Linked DNA regions of Mus musculus: region 1 is linked to region 2. The links are chromatin loops, found by intact Hi-C in ENCODE. Cell type or tissue: left cerebral cortex. All regions are shown on one strand.

Region 1 (2,500 bases), 390 kb before region 2:
AGCCTGAGTACAGGAACCTCAATTCCATGCCTGTCACAGGGCTGTTACCTAACTAGACCCCAGGCGTGTTCTGTAGCTGGGCCTTTACTTTAAACCCTTGGGAAACAGACGGAAAACTAGAAGGAAGGCTGTAGACTCTTCGTCACGGAGCATGTGCCCTACTTAGTCACTGAGCATGCGCCCTCCTAACCTAGTCACTGAGCATGCGCCCTCTTAACTTAGTCACTGAGCACGCGCCTTCCAAAAGCCCTAGGGAGAATTGATTTAAAAACTGGCAGAGTTGTCCAAAGGGTGACTTAGTCTAACTCAGAGCCCTTTAAACTTCTTGCTCTCAGTCTCTTTTCACTGAGAAATATTTCTGCAACCTTAGGAATTCAGGCACATGAAGAAGTGTACAGATCAAACACGTACTGGTAATAAATCATAAATTTATTTTAAAGTAATTATTTGCTATAAATATAATTTTATCCTTTATTAAAATTAAAGGAAATTTGATATGCTTTATTAATTTTTACATGAAGAATTAAATCTTGGCTGAATATTTGATATTGAAGAATAAGAAGCAGTTTTGACTTTTTTCCCCCCCTAAATTGATTGTTTGGTTATAAAATTGTCACACGGAGCACACCACCTCATATAAGTAAGTAGTACAAAGTAGCAAAAAACTTAGCGTGTACAGTAAAACCACTTCATTTCGTAACATAAGTTAGTCTGAGATCTGAGCCAAGTGTCCTAGGTGTGTGTGTGTGTGTGTGTGTGTGTGTGTGTGCGTGTGTGATCATTCCCGTGGTGCCCCTGGACATCTGACCAGTAGCAGTTATGGAGACCAAGGATACCTTGGATTCATTATATTTGATTTTGAATTAATTTTTGGTTTCGTGCCTCACCATTTGCTAAAATCAGTAACTCAGCTCCCATTTTTTTCGGCCCACGGTTTAAGAAGAGACGGTCTAACCTGGTCCAATTTATGAAGGCCATCTTTCTGCCATACTAACCCTGTTCTCTGTTGTCCTAGAGGAAGATGTCCTTATGTGGGCTTTGAAGTGGGACAGTCCTAAATTTGGCTCATCAATCAGCCGCGTGTAGTTGGCAGGGGCCTAGGTCTCTCCCGGCGGGCAGTGGGGACTGCGGACAGTGGGGCAGCCCAGGGTGGACACTGGCCACCCTTGGTCGCGAGGCGTCGCACCCGTTCTTTTCCCAGAGCAGAGGATTGGGCGAGCTCCCAGGCGCATTCCAGGCTCCACAGCTCCTCCTCTCTCGCCTCCGCCACAGGGCTGGCGCCTCCCCGCGTCGTCGGGACAGTCCCGTGCAGGCGGCTGCGGACTAGTGGCCTTGGAAGCTGCAAGGGACCCGCGCACTGCGGCCAGAGAACAGCGACCTGCCTTCCCCAGCAGCAAGGCTGTGAGTGGCAAGATGGGACCGGGCTCACAGCGCGCGCTTTTCCTCCTCTTGCTGCTCCTCGCCAGCCCCGGAGCGCGGGCTTTCCAGGTCAGTGTCCCCCGCAGTGCGTCTTGGAGTCCCGCTTCCCAAGGAGGTAGCGCCGAGGCCAGGGCATGCCATGCTCCACTCCTGTGCTGGAGTTGGGACTTGGAGCGGAGTCTAGGGCTGGGGTTTGGTTGATGGAGAGAGGAGCGGGGTCCTCCATCTGTCATTGCAGGCGACCTGGGCTGCTGCAGCCCAACGGGAGAAGGTGGCTCCGCGTGGGAATCGCCAGCCCGGGAAAGTTACCCAAGGATTTCTGAGACACTGGTCTTTTGTGGGTCTTGGTGAGAACACCTGGCCGCCCAATTCTGTTAGAGAATGTTCGTGCTCTCCAAACCCAACATTTACGTTTCTAACTGAAATATTCTTGCTGCCACCACACCCTAACCACTCTCAGAAATTCTTACCAGTGGCCTGATGGATCCTCAGGTGGTCCTATCCTGAGCACCCGAAGCCTCAGAGTTGCAATTATATTTTCTTACACACCCATATGAACAGCAGGGTCTTTTCTTTTCTTTTCTTTCCCTTTCCCTTTCTCTCTTTCTCTCCTTCTCTCCTTCTCTCCTTCTTTCTCTCTCTCTCTCTCTCTCTCTCTCTCTCTCTCTCTCTCTCTCCCTCGCTCCCCCTCCCTCCCTCCCTTCCTTCCTTCTTTCCTTCCTTTCTTTCTTTCTCTTTTTTTTTTGACATTTACGTCTCCAAATCCCACTGGATTTATTTGCTTGGCTAGATTTTATAACAATAACAACAACAACAACAATAAGTATTATTATTATTATTTTATTAACCATTGGAAACTGACTTTTAAAATTGAGACTGTAAATAAAAATGTATTTGAGAGACTTTGTATTGTCAGGTTCAGGTCAGCTTCCATCAAACGCGTGTCAGCAGACAGAGGTCCCTCAACGAGAGTCCTGAAGCAGCTTCTTCAACCATGCCAACAGCAGCATAAACAGCTGCAGGATGTGCAGGGAGGCTGGGTGCCTGCTGAGTGTCCAGATCCTTCTTTAAGACCACCCAG
Region 2 (2,500 bases):
TAGACTCATCAGACAAGGTATGTGAGTTTCTCAGAGTTTGTCTCGTGTGTGTGTGTGTGTGTGTGTGTGTGTGTGTGTGTGTGTGTGTGTGTGTAGGCATTCTTTATACTAGAGACCTCAAATTTGGGAATATTGCCAAACTTAAGAAGTAGCAGGACTGGAGGACTTGCTTGGGAGTTCCCGAGCTGTCCCAGGAGCTGAGCATCTGGGAGAAAGAGAAGGATGAGCCAGGAGGGTTGCCATGTTTCTGTCTTCTGGAAGGGAATCTCAGCTACTATGTGACATATGGAGATCTGTTTTTTCTACACAAGGAGGCAGAGATGTAAAAAGTTAAGAAGTTTGTCCAAAATCACACAGGTGATAGGGATCAAGCTGGGACTAAGGTCCCCATTTTCTAACTTGAGGTCCTCAAGTGATTCCCATAGTGGGCTTCCTCTCCCACCCTCCCCACCTGCCCTGAGAAATTAGTGTGTGGAAGGCACACTTTCTCATCCATGAGAGAGCGGAACTTGTTTGCTTTGAGCTCAAACAACCTCAGGTGTGCTGTTAGCTCTGTTGGGTCTGAGTCATTGACTCGTGACTTATGGAAGGTTGGCCACCTGACTCTCTGGCTGCCTCTGTCACACACAGCCCATGTGTATCCTCTTTGTTCTGGGTTTAGTCTTAATCTGACCTAAGGGAGTGGCTGGGGTTCAGAGTCCTCTGGTTGGGGGCTGACAGACAAAAGTGGCCAGGGACAGTGGGGAACCCAATGTTACTCACCACTGCTGTCTCCTGACCCTGTTCTCCAGAGTAGTCTAAGCATCCGGAGAAGCTACACACACACCTGGCACATCTGTACAAGAGTGTGAACTTTCCTGGGGGGAATCAGGATGAGGAGTGAGGACTGGGGCCCTGGCACACAGAAAGCAAGAGGGTTTGATTTGGACCAGACTCCCCTAGAGACCCCACTGAAGCCTCTTGGGGGGTCACCCTCACGCTAGGCTTCCCCAAAGCCTTTCCTCCCCTCCTACTGGGCACAGACACAGGCGCACACACAGCCCATGGGTGTCCCGTCCCTCCCCTCCTCCTCTGGCTCCCACTCCCCATGTGCTGTATCCCCTAATGTTCTGTGTCGCCTTCCCATATGGGTCTGAGGAAGGTTCATGGTGCTATCTTTGGAAGAGGGACATTGGAGCTGTTATGGGCTACAAGCCATCAACTCCACTAAAAAAGAGATGTTAAGTGCTATGTGGCAGGTGAGGAGGGGTAAACCAGAGAGGAGACGAGCGAGACTTCCCTAGCCTGTCTAGATCTAATTTGTCTCCATTTGTGCCCAACCATTTGATTTTCCCCAGCTTTGTCTAAGTGCCTCCTGACCTTGTCCTACAGTGCCCTCTGCTGGCTATTCTACTAAATGACAGTAACATGCTTTAGTGGAAGGATTGCCATCAATTCTGTTTCTGGGACTTGGCCTCTCTCTGGCACCTCAGTCCTCACCATGAACACTCTCCAGACATGCCATGCCTGACTGCTGGACTGGGCCTCATGCAGCTGTCATGGATGTCTGGGGTCAACGGAGAAGAAGCCTGAGAAGATGGGATTCTGGGTCAGTGACCTGATGGGTCTTGGGGAAAAAGAAAAGAAAACATTCCCTGTGGCATACTGAACAGAAAACCTGGGAGATTCCCACAGACCATTGAGGTTGAGAGTTACAGAGAAATATGGCAATCTTAGGCTCAGCTGGATCTGGGCAGAGACTTATAAAGCTTAAGGCGACTAGCATGTAGCCATCTGAGTGGTCCTTTGGCCTGGTCATGTCGGCTGGCAGGATCTCAGATTTTTACAGGTGAGGAGGTTGAAGTCTAGAGACAGGAAAACTGTCTGGAGCCAGCTCTCCAGTTTGAAAACAGGACTGGGAGGAGTCCAGGGCAGCGACTGTAGGGCTGGGCGCATGGGCCTAGTCCTCGCCTAGTCCTCTGCTGTGTTCAGCCATGGCTGCGCTGATCACTCTTTTGAGCCAGTCAGGTCACACCGAGGGAAGGCAGGAGCAGAGCCTGGGCAAAGTGGAGAGGTATACTATCTCTAAAGTTCCATACACGAGCTTGTCTAGCATGCATGAGGTCCTGGGTACTAGCCCAGCACTGAAAATAAAAACTATAGGATGTGCCCTGGTTATGAGGGACATCCTAGGATCCTATCACAGAGTGCTGAGGCAGGAGAATGGCAAGTTCTAAGCTAGCCTGGGCTACATAATGAAGATCCTGTTTCAAAGAAAATACCCCAAAGAAACAAAACAACCCATCAACCAGTCAACCAACCCCAAATACCCAAACTACTCGTATGCATCCTGTGGTTTTAAAAGAGGCAGCTTCTTTCCCGCAGGTGGATATGAGCCTCAGTCCCCAGAGGGTTTGGACACTGGCAGGACTGCCTGGCTTTTCCCCATCAAGGGGTCACCCTCAGGGAGCATGCTCAGGGGCACAGGAGGACCTGTTTTTGGATCAGACTTCTCTAGTGA

What was found. Hi-C counts contacts between places; a loop is a spot of excess contacts. Peaks named below come from ENCODE experiments on the same cell type or tissue, not always from the same donor. Only the 100,000 strongest peaks of a DNase experiment are listed, where the experiment ranks them.
Region 1: it touches region 2 in a loop (2.6-fold over the local background); 7 of 42 quality-filtered maps call a loop at or near these places.

Annotation. Positions count from the first base shown.
Region 1 is chr2:128,862,660-128,865,159 of GRCm38, forward strand. Fbln7 (fibulin 7) reads left to right here and starts at 1,273. Exons shown (of 8, transcript NM_024237.4): 1 at 1,273-1,488. The coding sequence starts at 1,414. In left cerebral cortex, a CTCF peak has its summit at 1,183; a DNase peak (open chromatin) is centred at 1,295; H3K4me3 peaks cover 934 bases.
Region 2 is chr2:129,257,606-129,260,105 of GRCm38, forward strand. No RefSeq gene overlaps it. Among named protein-coding and RNA genes, the nearest start is that of Ckap2l, 38 kb to the right of the region's middle. In left cerebral cortex, a CTCF peak has its summit at 1,382 (motif pointing left); DNase peaks (open chromatin) are centred at 749 and 1,375.